2 separate regions of the Homo sapiens genome follow, and region 2 is linked to region 1. Evidence: read pairs that join two places in POLR2A ChIA-PET (ENCODE). Cell type or tissue: IMR-90. All regions are shown on one strand. Each heading gives the region's core, and the rest is flanking DNA. Links, peaks and the distances in the headings are about the cores only.

Region 1 (10,011 bases), core at 1,033-9,032:
ATGTCTGTAATATTTGTCTTGTCCCCTGTTTCATTCCTGATATTGCTATTTGGTCCCTTCTTTGTGATTGGTCTCACCGAGAGTTTATCAATTTTATCAGTCTTTTTAAGGAACTACCTTTTGGCTTTGTTGACCTTCTCTTATACATTATTTTCCTATATCATTCATTTCTGCTCTCAACTTTTGTATATTCTTCCTTCTGCATTCCTTGGGCTTAATTTGCTATTATTTGCCCCCTTATTAAGATGAATTGAAGTGATTGATTTTCAGCCTTTCTTCTTTCCAAATATGCACATTTAAGGCTATAAATATCTTCCTATGCATGATTTTAGCTGCATTACATGTTTTAATGTGTCATATTTTAATTACCATTCAGGTAAAAATAACTTCTTATTTCCATTGCTAGTTTCTTCCTTGACCCATGGGCTATTCAGAAGTATATTGCTTAAACTTCAAACAATTAGGAACTTTCTAGTTACCTTTTGTTATTGATTTTTACCTAAGTTTCATTGTGGTCAATGAACATACTCTATATTATTTCAGTCCTTTGAAGTTTATTGAGACTTGACTTATTGCCCAACATATAATCAATTTTGGTCAATGTTTTATGTGTACTCAAAAAGAATGTGCATTCTGGAGTTGTGACTGCTGGGTTCTATGCATGTCAATTAGATCAAGTTTGCTAATCATGCTGCTTACTAACTTTTTGTGTGCTTGCTCTAATAGTTACTGAGGAATAGGTGTTAAAATTGCTCACTATGGTTGTGGATTTATCAAGTCCTCCTATTATTCTTGTCCATTTTTACTGGCACTCTGGCCAATAAAATGCATATGAGAGAAGAACTTTAAGGTATAAAAATGGAGAGGTAGAGATGAAACTAACCCTATTTGCAGATGATATTATTGTTTCCCTAGGAAACCCAAGGAAATCAACTTTTTAAAAAAAGACTACTAAAAGCAATAAGAAAACTCAGCGATGTTATGGGGTAGAAAACATATAAAGAAGTCAATAATTAGAAGCAAAAAGATTATAATGGAGAGAAAGAGTCCATTTACATTAGCCAAAACTACAACAACCAAAAAAGATATTATTTCTTAGGAATAATTTTAACAATAAATGTATAAGACATGGACCTAAAAAGCTGTTTCAAATATTCCAGGACACACAACAGAATACATAAACTAATGGGAAAACATACCACATATTTTGACAAGATAACTCAATGCTGCTTTCTTTCTTTTATCAAGAGTATGCTGATATTTCTAATTTGATTTTTAAATTTAGCATAATTTCAATAAACCTAATAAATAGTTCTCTTTTTTTAAGCTAGAAAAAAATCCTAAGGTTCATATTGCAAATAAGCAAAGAAGATTTTCAAAGGAAGCTCTGATTTTTAAAAAAATCAATGAAAGGGGATTATCAGATATAAAAATATTCTAAAAGGGCACAGTAATTAAAACAAGGTAGAATTGGTTCATGAATAGATGAAGCAATGGAATAAGAAAGTACAGAAAAAGGAGTGGGACAAACTTAACTTTTGAATAGTGGTGGGGCAACAAGGTAGCTATCTGGGAAATATTAATGTTGGACTCATTTATCATTCTGTGTTCCATGATATATTCCAAATGAACCGAATCTTTAATATTAAAAAAATCAATAAATGTAGTAAATGAATAGATGAGATAATTTTTCATAATCTCAGAATATAGAGGGCTTTTTAACTATCCCCAAATCCAAAATTATAAAAAAGATAAGTTCAACTATATAAAAAATTTGTTTAAACCTTTGCATGACAAAAGTAAACTTCACCATAATAATAATAAAGACAAACTGGGAAACATAATTATAACTGATCATAGAATAATCTCCCTAATATATAGAAAGTTCTAAAAATGGATAAGAAATAAACCAATAACCCACTAGAAAAATGGACAAATGTTATAAACAGACAATTCAAAGAATATGCAAATTATTCTTAAACATATTTTTAATGGTCTGTTTTACCCATAACAAGAAGCATGAAAATTGAAACTACCTGAGATGCCATATTTCACCATAAAATTCGCAAAAATCCAAAATTTGATAGCATCTTCTGTTGCCAAGTCTGTGAGAAATAGGCACTCTCATACCTTGCTGGTGGGAGTATAAATTTATACAGCCCATACAGAGGGTTGCACTTAGCAAGAGCTATCAAAATTACAAATGCATGTGCTCTTGGATTCAGCAACTACACTTTGGGGGAATTTACCTTACAGATATATTTGCATATCTACAAAACGACATGTATACCATTTATTGATTGCAGCATTGCAGTCAACAGCGAAAGATTAGGAGGAACCTGGATACTTGTCAGTAAAGGACTGGTTAAATAAATTCAGTGGAGTACTTTGTAACAGTAAAAAGAAATAAGAAAGCACTTTACATATTGATATGGAAAGCTTCTAAGGTATGTTAAGTGAAAAAAGCAAGGTACAGAATGATGTGTAGAGCATGCTAACATTTACATTACAAAAGAGGGAAAATATATTTTGTATTATAAGCATATATATATGACAAGGTCACACTGTCACCCAGGCTGGAGTTCAGTGGTGCAATCACGGCTCACTGCAGCCTCGACCTCCCAGGCTCAAGTGATCCTCCCACCTCAGCCTTCCAAGTGGCTGGGACTACAGGTGCACACCACCACATCTAGCTAATTCCTGTATTTTTTGTAGAGGTGAGGTTTCCCCATGTTGCCCAGGCTGGTCTCAAACTCCTGGGCTCAAGCAATCTGCTCGCCTCGGCCTCCCTAGGTGCTGGGATTACAGCCATGAGCCCCCATGACCAGCTTTATTTATTTTCCAAATTTCTGAATTTGGAAATTCATATTTATTTTCCAAATTTCTGAAAGGGTAAGTAAAAGACTAAAAGCAGTGGTTAACTGGCTACTGGGGCCTGGGGGAATGGCCACATGAATGTCCAATGTGAAAAGGAGATTTTTCACTGTAAGATTTTTCATTCTTTTAATGCTTTACTATGTAAATGTACTACAATTCCAAAACATCTAAAAATATTTTAAAGCAAAGAACCATCCTAACAATGCCATCAAATACATTTACTGCCACACATGGCTTAAATGCACTGTAACTCTAGCAAGGCCTCTGCCGTTACTAGGTACATCAGTTAGGATGGCTTTGACTGTAAGTGGTAGGAGGCTTGAACAATGAGGATAATATATTATCACAATTAACAAAATATCCAAAGTCAAACTATCCCAGGGCTGCAATTTCTTCTGCAATTTCAAGCATCGCGTAGAGACCTGACTGTCAGCAGCCAAAATGAGTACTGTCCATGTCCTCTTGTGCATGGCCCAGAAGTTTCCCAGTAGTCTTCCTCTCAGGTCCAATTGGCCAGTAATGTGTAATCTATTCATACCCAAGCTGCAACACAGACTGGGGTGTAGTAGCAATAAGAATAATCACTAGGCTGGGCACAGTGGTTCATGCCTGTAATCCTAGCACTTTGGGAGGCTGAGGTGGGTGGATCACCTGAGGTCAGGAGTTTAAGACCAGCCTGGCCAACATGGCAAAGCCCTATCTCTACTAAAAATACAAAAATCAGCACGTGCCTGTAATCCCAGCTTCTTGGGAGGCTGAGGCAGGAGAATCGCTTGAATGCAGGAGGCAGAGGTTGCAGTGAACTGAGATCATGCCACTGCACTCCAGCCTGGGCAACAGAGTGAGACTCTGTCTCAAAAAAAAAAAAAAAAAGAAGAAGAAGAAGAATCGCTAATATTTATTGAACACTTTATATGCTCCAGATACTACATAAGCATTTTACATGCATCAACTTGTTTACATTTCAAAGCTACCAGTTAGAGAAGCAGTTTTGTTATATTCATTTTACAGACAAGGAAACTGAGGCACTGAGAAGGTAAATAACTTGCCAAAGGTCACTTAGTTTTAAAATGATGGAGCTGAGACACACTTTGGCAATACTGGCTCAAAAATCAATGATCCCAGGGATCCTATTATGTATATTACCTGAAAATAAACCTTAAACAGCTATAGCAAAAGGTTGATTCTATCAGCAAGGAAGAGAGGAAGAATGGCTATTGGATATGCAACCAGCAATATTTTTCCCTAGAAACAGATTGCCCAAATTACAGCCCTTGACTGGCACATACCACCCCATCAGTGTGCGACACTGGCCATTCATGAACACCTCCCTAGACCTGTGTCTCTAGTTACCAGGCAGGAAAACACCTTGGGCAATGACTGGGATCTTTCTAAAAGCAACAGCAGCAGCAGCTCCACCTACAGAAATCTCCAAATCCGTAGTCACCATGCCTATCAGGGAACATTGCGATGAACTCCAGGGAATAGACATGCTTCCTTCCAGGGGCAAGATGGCAACAGGAGCCTCAGATCCTCATGGAAGACTCAGGTGCTCTCATGGGCTACCACATATCCACAGTTCAATTGCAGCCCAAGTTTCAGTGCTTCTTTCTACTCAGGCAGAAGTGGTGCAGGACTATTGACCCAGGATTTCACATGCATTGGCAGAGGCACACCCTGGGAATCACACAAAGTTTTTGGTTTGTAAGAAAACCAGTCATGCCTGGATTTCACAGACAGATCCCCTAACCAGTCTGCACTGCTGCTGATCAGATTATCACTGGGCATTTTCCTATTTCAGAGTCCCCCACCCTCTCTGTGCCATAATTGCCATTTGAAAGCTCCCTACTGCTAATTAAAACATTCAAGACAAAGAGCTCTTAAATTAAAATTTCCATCCTCTAGGACTTCATAGCAGCTAACTCTGCCCTCATGTGCTAAAAATATTCGGGTTTTTCTCCCCCTGTCATTAATCTAGTAGTTTTTTTTTCATGTATTTGTCTTTTCATAGAGTCAGAGATGCAGTGAGTCAGTTTCCTCACCTCCCAGGCACATCGCCCAGGGAAGGGGGTGGATATATTCTTAGCCAGGAGAGCACTTTGCTCTGTCTTATGTAAACCTCCAGGAGATGGATGCCTCTAGGCGATGACAAAGAGGAGACCAGAATGAGCAGAGTTGGCAAGAGAATGAAACCCCTGAACAAGGAGCCGATCTCCTATAGAACGTGCTTGCTGCCTGCAGATTTAAAATAGAGCCGCTGGCCTGTAGGAGCCCTGCCTTCTCTCAGAGAGGAGTGAGTACAAGGGAGGGATTCCTCTCCAAGTGTCCTCTCCCAGAGGTGTCAAAACAGTTGATACAGTGGGCTCCATGTCTATCCATCAACATGGAGGGTCGTGGCTATGCCAAGGAGGGACTAAAAGATCTGGCCACCAGGACACCCAGAACTCCTAAGAAGAAATTGTAAGAATTGTAAGTATTAGGAGTGTGTCTTGCTGGCCATCAAGACCAACTTTCCTCAGGCTGCAGAAAGACCATCATCATATTCATATATGTCCCAACCCATAATGTTAATTGATTTGTATTTTCTAAAGCCAAGAAATCCATAGTCATTTATTTTTTCAAAGCTGTGCAGTCTGGCTGATCCACCTGGCTTTGGAGGTTGATATGGTTTGGCTGTGTCCCCACCCAAATCTCATCTTGAATTGTAGCTCCCATAATTTCCACATGTCGTGGGAGGGACCCAGTGAGAAGTAATTGAATCATGGGGGCAGGTCTTTCCCGTGCTGTTCTCATGATAGTGAATAAGTCTCATGGGATCTGATGGCTTTATAAAGTGGAGTTCCCCTGCACACTCTCTCTTGCCTGCCGCATGTAAGACATGACTTTGCTCCTCATTTGCCTTCCACCACGATTGTGAGGCTTCCCAGCCATGTGGAATTGTGAGTCAATTAAACCTCTTTCCTAATTACCCAGTCTCAGATATGTCTTTATTAGCAATGTAAGAACAAACTAATACAGAGGTTAAGTGCTAAAAAGACCAAAGATCTGAGAGATGTGTCCATGTTCTGAAAAATCCTGATCAGGCTTTACAGTGGCTTCTTTCAGCTCTGAAACTTCCCCAGTAATCTCCAGCTCTGGTGTGGCCTCTGACCTTGGCTAAGTCCATCACCCCTCCAGGCCTCCATGGCTCCATCCTGAATGAGGAGATGGATTCTCATCTCCACAAACCTAGTCCAGATTAAAAGTTCGGAGATCAGAAGAGGCCTGTGCTTCCCTTTGGAGGATGAAAGTGTCTTACGTTCAACCCCTGCCTCTAGCTTCAGGTTCCTTCACTTTCTCTCTTTGGCCCTGCCCAAAATCTAGTGGAAATGCTAGGCAGATCCCCTGACAAAGGTTGCAGCAGTTAGTTACCCTCAGGTGGCCAACACTATCAATAAATTATTTATAGGGTGTGTTAGGCCAAATAATACTCCTCCCAAAAATACCACATCCTAATTATTGGAACCTATAAATATGTCACATTAATTACAAAAGGGACTTTGAAGGTGGAATTAAGGTTGTTAACCAGTGACCTTAAAACAGGGAGATGATCCTGGATTATCCATGTTGGGCCAATCTAACCATGAGCTCCTAGAAGCAGTGAAGTTTCTCTGGCTGGAAGTTGGAGAGATGTGTCAAAAAGGAAAAGCCTGAGAGAGTCAAAGTGTGAGAGAGACTTGACTCCCCATTGCTGGAGGAGGCCACGTGGAAAGCATGAGCTTCCAGAGAATGACCAGTCCCCAGCCAACAGCCACCAAGGAAATAGGGACCTCAGTCCTACAACCACAAGGAACTGAACTCAGCCAACCACCTGAATGAGCCTGGAAACAGAGTCATTCCCAGAGCTTCCAGGAAGAAACTCAGCCCTGCCAACACCAGGGAGACGCTAGGCAGAGGACTCAGTTGAGCCATGCTATACCCCAGCTTCTGACCTACACAACTGTGACACAATAAATGTGTGTTGTTTTAAGCCATGAAATTTGTGGTGATTTATGATAGCCACAATAGAAAACTAACATACAGATGTTCCTGACAATTGCATTACTTTAACATGAAAAGTTTGTCATTCCAGAACACCTCCTTCTGCATCTGGTAGTGGAACAGCAAGACTGGCCCAGGGGCTGTGCTCTTCCTGGCCACTGAGCTCTGTCTTGCTTCCAGAAACTGAAATATTTCAAAAGCTTGACAGAAGGAAGAAACAACAGAGGGAAGGAGGGAAGGAGGAAAGGAGAGAGGGAGGGAGGGGGGAAAGAGGGAGGGAAGGAAGAGGAAGGAAGAAAGGAGGAAGGGAGGGTGTAAACGAGGGAGGGAGGGAAGAAAAGAAGGAAGGATGGAAGGAGGAAAGGAACAGGGAGAGATAGGGAAGCAAGGGAGGGAGGAAGGAAAGAAGGCAAAGAACTGGCCTTGATGTTGTTATTACTATAACTCCAAAAAGCATCTAATCCCCAAGAATGCCATCTTCATAAATTAAGAAATGTGAAGTTGGCTGCATGGCCATATGGAAGAGGAGGGGCCAGGAGTGCCCTGGGGATGCTTTGGAATCCAGCAACTTAAATATCTGCACAGAACATCTTGTGAGCAGCCCTTTGGCTGTGAAAATGCAAATGACTCAGACTGGCTGCCAAGAGTCACCTGTGAAGCTCAACTGGCACAGGACTCAGGGCTGAGCTCCATTCTTAACTCTCCATCCCATACAGCCAAACAAGCAGAACACAGGTTGCGCCCAAGGGTTCTGAACCCAGGATGTATAAAGAAGATGGTCTGTTTCTGTTTCTCTCTCTCTCTCTCTCTCTCTCTCTCTCTGTCTCTCTCTCTTCCCTCCTCTCTTCCCTCCTTTTGAAGTTCCAAGGTCAAAACTGAAAATTAACCCTGCCCTCTCCAGCTCTCAACTTTACATAATGAGATTATACCATTAATTTTTATTCCTCATAAACAGGAAGAGAAAAGAAAACAAAATTTAAGAGTCCATCCAAAAGTCATCTCCCTCTAGCTCTTGAAAGTTCTCCCTGCCTACACAGAGTCATTCAACTTCACTCACACTCACCCCACACCTCTGACCCTTTTCTAGTAATTGCCTCTTGCCAGCCCAGGCTCCAGGGAAGCAGACAGCTGGGGAAGCAGAACAGGGGTGATGCCAGATAATCCACCACGGGGAAAGACATGTTATGGTCATCAAGAGCCTCTAGGCTCTGAGAAAGTCCAGGAGTTCTTCCCATCTGGTAAAATAATTATAAAAACTGATCTCATTCTCCAAACAGCCTAAGCACTGAGCAGGGACCTGTACTCCATTTTAAAGGTTACAACACAAAGATTGGGAATAATAATCCATGATCTAGGCCTGTGTTTCCAGAAATTTCAGTGGATATTCATGAACTTCACATACAGGAAAGAGCAATGTAATAAGGATTGGGGAGCTAAAGGAGGTTCATTTCCCTGGATGCTTCTCTGTCTGGATAAATACCATTTCATCCATTTGTCCATCCAACCATCCCATAGCTCCATATACACATTGTGCATGTACACACACATGCACACTCATGCACACACATGCACACACATGTGCGTACACACACATGTACATGTGTGCATACACATGCATGAGCCTCCTGCATTACTACTCCAAGCCCAAACCTTATCTCAGCACCAATTCCAGCCTCTTTGGGAATACCACTTAAGATAAAACCCAGTCTGAAGGATGATCCTTCTCATACAAGTCAGCTTGCAAAAGGAAAATAGTTACCAACCTTAGAAACACAAGCACCAGGCTAGAAGCAGAACTATGAGCAAGAGAAGATATCAGGAGACCAAAGTGGGTCCTGCCAGCCAGCCCCAACTCCAGGAAGGAAACCTCTCGGCCTTAGTATAACCTCAAGATCAATCAAGCCCTCCCCAACCCCACAGAGCTGCTGCTGCCCAGCCCCACTGATCCCAGAAGCCCAGTTGTCTACTGTAATGTGACCTTACTCATGAGACTCAGGGCAAAATCTGTCCTAGCATTTGGGAAAGCATGTCCCCCTGATTTGATCATTTTTGATTTCTCCAGTCCCATCTGTTGAATACTATTACTCTGCTGAAACACAAGCTGTGGTGGTATTAATTTCTTTCTCTCTCTTTCTTCCACACCTTATGATATGTAACAATAATTCTTCAGAAAGAGATGTTTAGTATTTGAGTCACTGCCCTGTGAAAAGCAACAATAGAAGAGTGAACATGAGCCATGATCATGTGCCAAGCGCTTTACATGAATTCATTCATTTACTCCTCACAACAAAACTATGGAGTGGATTCGATTATTATCCCCATCTCACAGTGTAGGACACTGAGGCAAGGGAAGTTAAGTGACTTACCAAGGTCATAGGGTTACTAAGAGGCAAATCTGGGATTCAAATCCAGAGAGCATGGCTACAGAGTGCATTGTCTTAAGTCTCCACCTCTGTGCTTTCAAGCCTCCCCAGTGATTTACCCAAGAAATGGGCCAACGCCTACAAAGGCAATAAGAAAATAATGCAGATCAATAGCACATTGTTCATAAGAGAAAAGAAATGTGTGTCCTCTGCAATACACACTTTCACATACACACACACACACACACAGACACTTATTCACACATTCCTTCCATATCTGGATCAAAGAGTTATCAAGGCTGCGTGGGCAGAGACACAAGGCTCTTCTCCTTACCTCATTACCTTATGCTCTAGGGAACAGACTAGCCCAGAGGATAACAGAATATTTTTTCAGTATGCTTTGGGAAATAAAGGTAGAGGACAGGGCAGGGCAAAGTGTCTCACGTCTGTAATCCTCTGCTTTGGGAAGCAGAGGTGGGCAGATTGCTTGAGGCCAGGAGTTTGAGACCAGCCTGGGCGACATAGTGAGACCCCATCTCTAAAGAAATAAAAATTTAAAAAATTAGCCTGGCATAGTGGCAGGTACCTATAGTTCCAGCTACTCAGGAGGATGAGGTGGGAGGATTGCTTGAGCCCAGGATTTCAAGGCTGCAGTGAGCTATGATTGTGCCACTGTACTCCAGCGTGGGCAACAGAGCAAGAATCTGTCTCAAAAAAAAATCTAGGGGGCAGAGAGAAGAGAGGTTGACCT
Region 2 (10,011 bases), core at 1,089-9,088, 120 kb before region 1:
ATCACTTCTTTCTTGACTCCTTTGTTTTCTAAAAAAATTTAAAAAAGAATTTTAAAACGTATTTTAGTTTTAAAACATCATTTTATTTTACCTCACCTACAGGCTTTTAAGCTATATATCCTTATTTTATATTGTTATGGTTGCTGTGAGAAATACAATGTGTATCCTTAACCTAGTATATCTTGACTTAATATCATATCACTTCACATGTAATGGAAGACCATGTAACAATGCCAGTTTGGGTTCTCTGAAAAGCAGACACCAAGATGATATTAGATATGCAAAGTTTTATTGCGGGAAAAATCTATGAAGGATACAAGGCGAAGGAGCAGGAGGAAGTGAAGACATCCTTCAGGCTGCAATGTAGGTTTGACACCTGTAACAGGAGGCAGGAAAGAAATAATTATGTAAGTTGAGTCTCAAATTGCTACAGAGTTCTAAGAAAGCCTAGATCAGGCTGAAGAGGTAGGTATTCCTGAACAAATGTTGCCTACTGGATATGTCTGGCATTGGGCCAAAATGGAGACCGCCTGTAGTACTCTCCATGATATCAGTCATTGGCTGGCAGCAGCCAGGGAAAGCATGGCATAGGCATGAAAACTATGGTAGATACAAAGGGGCAATAGCTAGAAATTCTCAGTCAGCTATGCTTCCCACACCTGGCTCTCTTGAAGGAGTCTGAACAGCCTGCCTCCATGGCTGTCACATACTACCCTTTGTGCCACATAGATCTCCTTTCCGTGTATGTTCAAGGAGCAACTCCTTCAGGGTTCCTATGGGCTTCTTTCCTTCAGAAAAATCTTAGAAGAGAGATATTAGTAGGATAATGACAGCCCCTGCTGCTGCAGTTGGTCATGAAGCTGCAACTGATATATATCTTCTCCCTTCTTCACTATCCATTCTAAATTTTCATTATCTTCAGCTGTTTTGCAAATCTTGCTACTTTATTGGTTGGTATGACCCAAAACTTCATCATCGAGGGGTTTGAGATGTCTCAAGCCAGGTTCACTGCATATATCCATTCACAGTGAAAACTGGACAAGAGAATACCAGGAGCTGCCTAAGTACATCAGCTGACTGTCACATGCATTTTTCTCAGCCCCCATTGTGTAAGAACAGCCCAACCTTTTACTGCTGATCAGGGTCAGCTGTCCCTTCCAAGATGGAAATTCCTCTTTTTTTCCTGCTGGACCTTGGACACCAAGTGATCAATGGACCCTAACAACAGGCATAGCTTGTAGTCAATGGGATATTTGCTCTGCATCCTGGCAAAAGTACACCCCCTGGGCCTCTGACTTTGCAGTGTTCAGAGTTGTGGGAATGAAAAATATGAAGTTCATCAATGGATCATCGAGTGTAATGTCAAGTAGAGCCACTCCTGCTTCCACCCCTTGATTCCCAGACACATGTATTCTTCCTGTTGGGAACAAGCACTACATAGAGGTCTCTGATTTAGTATATATACTGCATCTTAAGGAATGGCACCTTTCGTTACAGAGCGTTGGCTCTAAACTGATGCTTCAGTTCTGCTTTCAGCAGATCTTTCCCGTGTTCTATGAGACTGATTGTCAATGTATAGTGCAATATGTGATACAACGACACAACTCATGGATTACATGATCAAGAACCCATTCCCACAAATCCTTTGCTATGAAGGGGGTTGCTTGGATAGCTGCATTGTATGGATTTTCATACCTGCATGTCAGGCATTCTGTAAGCCCTGAATCATGGGACTGGCTGAAGTTATGCAGACAGGTAAGGCAAATCCAAACCAGAATAGGTATCCCTGTGAGGAAAGCTACTAGGCCTTCTAAGATGGAGGGATCCTAAAGTGTTTAATTTGCCACTAGTGGCTAGTTGGTCTACTCTGCGAACGGCACAATGTTGAAGGCTAAACATTGGTGGCTGCTGTCTGTTTGTACTTTCAGAAGGAGCAAGAGTTAGATTGGCCTTTGCAAGTGAGAGCTCATGCTGTGTTTTCAGCTGTGCTGTCTGTAGGCCATTCCTGTGTTCTATGAGGCTGCCTGCACTGAATACTGTACACTGTATGGTGTAGTATATGATACAACCAGTGGATTCTATGGTCAAGGGTCCATTCCCACAAATTTGTTGTGGTGAAATGGGTTCCCTGAACAGATGCCTCCATCTCTGCCACCACAGCAACTATATTTACAAGCCCATGATTCCAGTTCTGGGGTGGCTATGATGAGGGCTGGCTAATGTCAACTAACTGACTCATTTTGTTTACTTTATTATTCAATGATTCTTCTGTTGAATGCTTTCTGGTGGGTGTTAAAGTGTGATAGAAAAATCACACATTGTTCCCACTCCCATGTGTCCATCCACAAGCCTCTACCCCACACAGCCTTGTTTCTGATCTTCCAGTTTTTTCCTTCTGGATCTCTGACCGTCTAACCAGGTCATCAGACATTACCCAGGAATCTATAAATGAATTTTACATTGGGCTACTTCTCCTTACACTCAAAGTGAATGACCACAGGTTGCAGCTCCACGCCTGGGAATATATTCCTTTTCACTGAGTTTCAAGTCAGCCCTGAATATGGATGTAATGCAGCACCATCTGTTTCCAGCTTACTTCCTCTTACCAAGTCAACCTAGCTATACACCAGGTTCAGGCTTTTTCCTCCTGCCTCAGCTGATCATGTGACAGCCCCCTGCAGCCATAGGTGTGAGCTGGGAGATGGGTACTGGTGCGACCTTAGCGAGCGACATGGAAGTGTGGATAACCTACTCATGCAGTTAGTTTGCGCCCTCTGGTCCTACATAGGCTTAATCCTGTAACATTTCCATCTTACAACAGACCACTCCTGGTCTGGTCCAACTTGGTGATTTGACAGTTTTGATAGACCCCAGATCAGAATGGATAGTTCCAGGTGCAGGGCCATTGTGTTCCAAATAATCAAGCATTCTATCTCCGCCAGGGCCCAGTATCATGCCAAGAGCCATTTTTCCAGAGACATAATTCTCTGCTACACATGGCATGACCTTGCTCCAGAACTCCAAAGGCCCGTGCTGTGATCCACCCACACAGCCTTGCCAGAAATTTCACACTGCATCTCTTCCCACCACTGATACCGCCAACACCATAGCCTCTAACAGGTGTTATATGGCCTGAGGGGTACGTGTTATGGGTTGAATATTTGTGTCTCCTCACCTAGAATTCATATGTTGAAATCCTAAACCTCAATGTGATAATATTAGGAGATGGGGTCTTTGGAAGGTAATTAGGTCATGAGAGTAGTAGAGTCCTGATAAATGGGATGAGTGCCCTTATAAAAAAGAGAAACTGGAGCTTTCTCTCACTCTCTTCTCTCTGTTATGTAAGGATACAACGAGAAGAACAGTCATCTGCAAACTAAGAAGAGGCCCTTATCAGACACCAGATCTACTGGTGCTAAAGCTTGGATTTGCCAGCCTCTAGAACTTCGAGAATTAAATATGTGCTGCTTAAACCACCCAGTCTATGGTAATTTGTTATAGCAGCATGAACTGCCTAAGATAGCAGGGTTGCTTGCACCACAGCCTGGATCTGCTGCAGAGCTCTTTCCTACACTGGGTGACATACAGAGGTGGCAGCCTCCTGTGTCACCAGGCACATAGGCCAGGACAATATTCCTGCGTGCAGAATGTGTTGTCTCTAGAACCTAAAAAAGTGGTCTGCCAGGCACTGTGCTTCCGTCTTAGTGGTAAGGGATGAAAGATGCAATCATTTTTCTTTTACTTTGGTGGAGATGTCTTAGCACATCTCAGACCACCACACCCCTAAAAACTTTACTAAAGTAGCGGGTTCTTGAATCATCATAGAGTTTTTCTCCCAATGTCTGGAGCCCATGAGTCTTAAATGGACTTCAATATAGTACCTCCTGTTGCTCATTTGTCTCAATCAGCATGATGTAATGGGATAATGTGATGTTTTACAAGATATTCAGACAGTCTAGATCTCTTTGGAATGTATTACGACAGAGGGCAGGAAAATTAACAGCCCTAGGGCAAAACTATAAATGAATATTCATTGTCTGTTCCAAATAAACATGAACTATTTCTAAACTTCTTTTCTGATCAGAAAAGAAAAGAACACATTCACAAAAGCATTAGCCTTATACCATGTGTCTGAGGCCTTATTTATCAATCTGCTCTAGCAAGGGCACCCAAGTATAGTACAGCAACTACAATTAAGGTGCCTATTTATTTGAGCTTGCAGTAGTCTGCTTTCATTTTCCAAGATTAATCTGGTTTCTGCAGGGCCCAGACTAATTAATGGATATATAATAAAGACTGCCACCTCTGCATATTTTAAAGCTTCAATGGTAGCATTATTCTTTGCCATCTCCTTGTGAAATGTGATAGGTATTTTTAAATTTACTATTTTGGCCAGGAGAGGCAGTTTCAGAAGTTTCCATTTGGCCCCACAATGACAGCTCTTATCTCATAGGCTGAGGATCCAATGCCAGGTATATTGATACCAATTATGCACACAGGAACTGGGGAAGATGACGACTGAGTGGGTCCACAAACTCAGTTGACCCATTGTAAGCAATATTTTTGTCAGGATTTCATATATTACCTGGCTCCTGCTAGCCCCTACTCTACTGGGTGGGCCATGATGAAATGGTGTTTTTAGGTATCAACAGCTACTCCAACCCTGTATCTAATTGTATTTGAAATGCCTGGGTAGTCCTCTTTCCCCAGTGTACATTCACCTAAGTAAGTGACTGCAGGTCCCTTTGACCAAGGAATAGAGAAATTATTAATTTTGTGCTTACTGGAGATTTCCTTCTGGGAACCTTGTTCTTGACTTTTATTGGGATAACTGCACTCAAGCTTCTGCTCCTCCATTCCTGCCTTCTTTTTTTTTTTTTTTTTTTTTTTTAGATGGAGTCTTGCTTTATCACCAGGCTGGAGTGCAGTGGTGCGATCTCAGCTCACTGCAACCTCCGCCTCCCAGGTTCAAGCGATTCCCCTGCCTCAGCCTCCTGAGTAGCTGGGACTACAGGCATGTGCCACCATGCCTGGCTAATTTTTTTGTATTTTAGTAGAGACAGGGTTTCACCATGTTGGCCAGGATGGTCTCAATCTCCTGACCTCGTGATCCACGTGGGTGGGCATGGTGGCTCACCCCTATAATCCCAGCACTTTGGGAGGCCTGCCTTGCCTTCTTCTTGTTGTTAATGTTAAGTACCACCCTATGGTAGCTTGCCCTAAGATACCCCATATTCTATTCACCGTGTCCATAACTCCCTACAGATCAAGACCTCTTGACTGTCTTTCCAACCTTGCCAGTTAATATAATTAACTGTGGCCCCCTGGCTTCTGGGAGTTAAGTGTCACAATTGGCCTCTCTAACTTTGGGGTTCTGTTGATTATGATGGATGTTAAGGAGCCAATTCAGTGACTATGTTTCCTACCATCATCCTGGCCTACACAGGAGAGACCACTGAATGTCTCAGCAATGCATGTCTCACTAGTGTCTTCATAATGGCCTTGGTAAATGGGCCTATGCTGTAAATGGGACAATTTACAGATGATATAGAAATTGAACAAATAAATACAAGATACTAGAAATAATTTTTAACTAATACACTAGAAAACATAAATGAAACTTTAAAATCATAGAAAAATACAACATATCCAAAATGCACACAATAAAATATGACACCTGAAATGTCCTCTAACTATAAATAAATATAACATTAAATCATAGACAGAAATATTTGCACAAAGAAAACCACAAGCCTGGGTGACTTTAAAACTTAGGCCTGGCCGGGCACGGTGGCTCATGCCTGTAATCCCAGCACTTTGGGAGGCTGAGGCGGGCGGATCACGAGGTCAGGAGATCGAGACCATCCTGGCCAACACAGTGAAACCCCGTCTCTTCTAAAAATAGAAAAAATTAGCCAGGCGCAGCAATGGGCACCTGTAGTCCCAGCTACTTGGGAGGCTGAGGCAGGAGAAAGGCGTGAACCCTGGAGGCAGAGCTTGCAGTGAGCCGAGATAGAGATAGCACCACTGCAGTCCGGCCTGGGCGAAAGAGTGAGACTCTGTCTCAAAAAAAAAAAAAAAAAAAAAAATTAGGCCTACAAAAATTCAAAGAATATATGATTCTAAACTTACACAAACACTTTTTGACAATTATAAAAGAGAAAGAAAAGACAAGGACCACTAAGAGGAAAAACGTTGTGCTTCCCAGGCCATCTGAAGAATGTAGGATCCAAGCCTCCAGAGCAGGACCAATTCTTGGAGGACCAAGTAGATACTCTGGTCTTGAGCTCTTCATAAACTTGTGCTTGGACCATCCCTCAAAGGTCCTTCTAATTGGCTGCCTTCTCATTCTTTTCTGACACAAACTTCTCTTGGTGCTTCTTATTGGCCATGTCTTGGAATTCTTGCCAAAATTTACTCGGAGGTGCAGGATAACTAGAAGAAGCTGTGGCTTAAGCCTCAAGAACCTGCCAGAGTACTGGGAGGAGTCACAGTCTAAGTCCCTAGGACTCACAAACTATGTTTTGTGAATGTCCAGCAGATGTATACTTATGTATGAAGCATGAAGAAAACCTCCAAGAGCTTGTCCAACAATTCCCGAGTAGAAAAAAATGTTTCCTGTTTATAGACCCACAGAAAAGTATGGGAATAGCATATGAAGGCTATATCAGGAAAAGCATATCTAAGACTTTAGTTCTAAGAATGGCAGAACAAAAAGATTGTTCCATAGAACAGTGAATTTGAGCCTTCTCGTGTGGGGTTTCCCTATCCCCTATAGCTCTGCAGGGAAACCCTGCAGCTTTATTTGCAAGAAGTGGCAGGTTTGGTTCAGGATTAGTGGAAAACTGCTAGAAATTTAAGGGGGACATTTTGGAGGCAAAAGAGTCATGGAAGAGCTGAAATAATAAACTCTCTACACACCCTCATTCTGACTGCTAAACTACACCATTACAAGTGTGCAGAGGAGGAAAGTGAAAGTCCGAATTTTCTTGAGGTCAGAAGGTGGAAGTCTTACTGACTTGATGTGTCTGAACACACCCTCAGCACTAATTGCTGGCTGACCACTAAACTATGCAAGCACAGGAGAGAGCCCCAAGGGGCCAGGTGTTTTTTAAAAGCCAATCTGAGCAGAGACATCAGCAACTTCACACCATAAAGGAGACAGATTTTGAAGCTTTAGTCCAGAAAATTAAATTGCCCATTAAAACAAACAAACAAGAAAACAATTACCCCCCCAAGACCCCAAATCCAGAATTGCTATTGTGTATTACCTACAATACCCAGGTTTTAACCAAAAATTACTAGACAGGCAAAGAATAGGAAAGTGTTACTCATACTCACGAAAAAAGGAAGTCAATAGAAACTGATTCTAAGCAGGCACAGATGTTGAATTTAGCATACAAAGATATGAAAGTAGCTACTATAAATATATTCAACAAATTAAAATAAATTATATCTTTAAAATAAAGGAAAATATACTAATAATGAGTGAACACATAGGGACCCTAACAGATACATGAAAACTATAAAAATGAATCAAATGGAAATTCTAAAACTGAAAGATACACTAACTAAAATAAAGAAAATTTACTAAATGGCCTCAATAGCAGATTTGAGATAGCAGAGGAAAGGATCAGTGACCTTGAACATAGAACACAGTGAAAAAAGATGGAAGAAAAATGAAGAGACTGAGAGATCTACTGGGAAATATGAACCATTTTATCATATGTCTAAATGGAGTTCCAGAAGAACAGAGAGAAAGAAGCAGGAAAGTATATGAAGAAATAATAACACAAAGTTTCCCAAGCTTGGTGAAAACATTAACTTCCAGGTCCAAGATGCTCAATGTATCCCAGTAGTATAGACACAAAGAAAACCATATCTAGATGCATCATATTCAAATTACTGAAAGCTAATGAGAAAAATCTTCAAAGCAACAAGAAAAATGACCATTTCATATAGGGGAACAATGATGCAATTAATGGCTGGCTTCTTGCCATACAAAATGGACGTCAAAATACGTTGCACAAACATTTTCAAAGTGCATAAAGAAAAAATACTGTAAACTAAGAATTTTATAGTCAATAAAGTTATTCCTCAAAATGAAAGCAAAATAAGAAAATTTCAAGATAAACAAAATGTGAGGAAATCAATCCTGGCAGACATGCACTATGAGAAATGTTGAAGGAGGTCCTTCAGGCTGAAGGGAAAACATATATGACAATAATATTACAAAGAAGAGGAATGTAATGAAGCTATATTGGGGCAAACATATTATCTCTTATTGAAAATAAGGCTACTTAAAGTAGACTATAATAAAATAAAGACACATATATTAATCCCCAGAATAATCACCAAAAATAATTCAAAGAAATATAGCTAAAAGTTAATAGAGGAGTTAAAATAGTACAATAAAAGATATTTATGTAGTGCAAAGTAAGAAATAAAGCAGTTATGGAAGAAAAATGAGAGATTAGACAAATATAAAATAGCAAAAAGTCATAAACAAATCCAAACATATCAATTATTACACTAAATGTGACTGCACTAAATACTTTAATCAAAAGACATAGATTGATACACTGGATTTTTTAAAAAAGATCCAACTGTAATTGTCCACAATTTTTCAGAGTGATAATAGTATTGTAAAACTCATGGTGATAGCTGCATAAGGCATACATTTTTCCAAAACACATCAAACTGTACGCTTAAAAAAAGGTAGATGTTTTCTTCATTGTCTTCTGGCAAAAAAAGGGGGATGTTAGCTTTATATAGATTATACCTCTATAAAGCTGTAAAAAAAAAACAATAAAAAGAGGACATATTCCAAATCATTCTATGAATCCAGAATATCCATCATAACATATTCAGATAAGAATAAAAAGGCAGATATCAGGCCATTCTCACTTAAAAAGTAGATGCAAGAATCCTAAACAAAATATTAACAAAATGAATTCAGCGATGTGTAAAGACAGATGAAACGTCAAGATCAAATTGGGTATATCCTAAGAATGTAAGGCTGGTTGAACCTTTAAAAGTTAGTAAGTACAATCTATCATAGTCATAAATTATAAGAGTAAACACATGGTCGACAGAAGAGACGCAGAAAGAGCATTTGATAAAATATATCATTCTTTCGGATTTAACAAAAATATAACTCTTATGAAACTTAGAATAAAAAGAAATTTCCTTAACATGATAAGTGAAAGAAAAGTAACAGTAAACAACATACTTAATGGTAAAAATGCTTGAGATCAGGAAACATCGAAAAATATCTGCTTTTACTACTCCTTTTCAACATCTTAAATGTGATGAACAACAGTTTCAGTCAGACAAGAGGAATAAGCTTTAGTGATCTATTAAACAGAATCGTGACTATGATAAATAATAATGCATTGTGTATTTCAAAATTGCTAAAAGAGATTTTAAATGTTTTCACCACAAAAAGTGATAAGTATGTAGCGATGGATTTGTTAATTGTCCTGATTTAATCAATCCACATTGTAAGCATATCAAAACATCACATTGTACCTCATAAGTACATATAATTGTTATTTGTCAATTAAAAATAAAAATTTAAAAATATAAATATACAAAGTATAATCCATAAAGGAGAAGATTGATAAAACAATATATGAAAATTGAAAATTTTTTTTCTAAAAAACACTATAAAGACAATGAAGACAAGCCACAAATTGTGACAAGATATTTGCAACTAATATAAACAAAGATTTAGTATTTAGAATGTATACAAAATTCCTACAAATTAATAATACAGAGATTGCCAATTCAATAAAATGGGAAAAATTATGAAAAATTTCACAAAAAAATACTAAGGCTGATAAACAACGAAAAAATTATCAAACTTTTGTATTCACAGAAGTGAAAATTAAAACTACAGTGAGATACCATTTCACAACTTCCAGTTTGACAAAACTTTAAAGATCAGACAATGTTAAGTATTGTTGTTATGAAACAAAAACTTTCATGCTATTAGTAGGAGTATGAGTT

The links. ChIA-PET counts read pairs that join two places held together with the same protein. Peaks named below come from ENCODE experiments on the same cell type or tissue, not always from the same donor. Only the 100,000 strongest peaks of a DNase experiment are listed, where the experiment ranks them.
Region 2: POLR2A ChIA-PET joins it to region 1 with 13 read pairs; 3 of 35 experiments call an interaction of 5 or more read pairs at or near these places.

Annotation. Positions count from the first base shown.
Region 1 is chr5:71,860,351-71,870,361 of GRCh38, reverse strand. No RefSeq gene overlaps it. Among named protein-coding and RNA genes, the nearest start is that of CARTPT, 150 kb to the right of the region's middle. In IMR-90, for the core only: no CTCF peak of the experiment used is centred there; a DNase peak (open chromatin) is centred at 4,971; H3K27me3 peaks cover 1,625 bases.
Region 2 is chr5:71,980,220-71,990,230 of GRCh38, reverse strand. LOC124901000 (a long non-coding RNA gene) reads right to left here. Exons shown (of 2, transcript XR_007058811.1): 2 at 273-376. Among named protein-coding and RNA genes, the nearest start is that of MAP1B, 120 kb to the left of the region's middle. In IMR-90, for the core only: no CTCF peak of the experiment used is centred there; no DNase peak of the experiment used is centred there; H3K27me3 peaks cover 514 bases.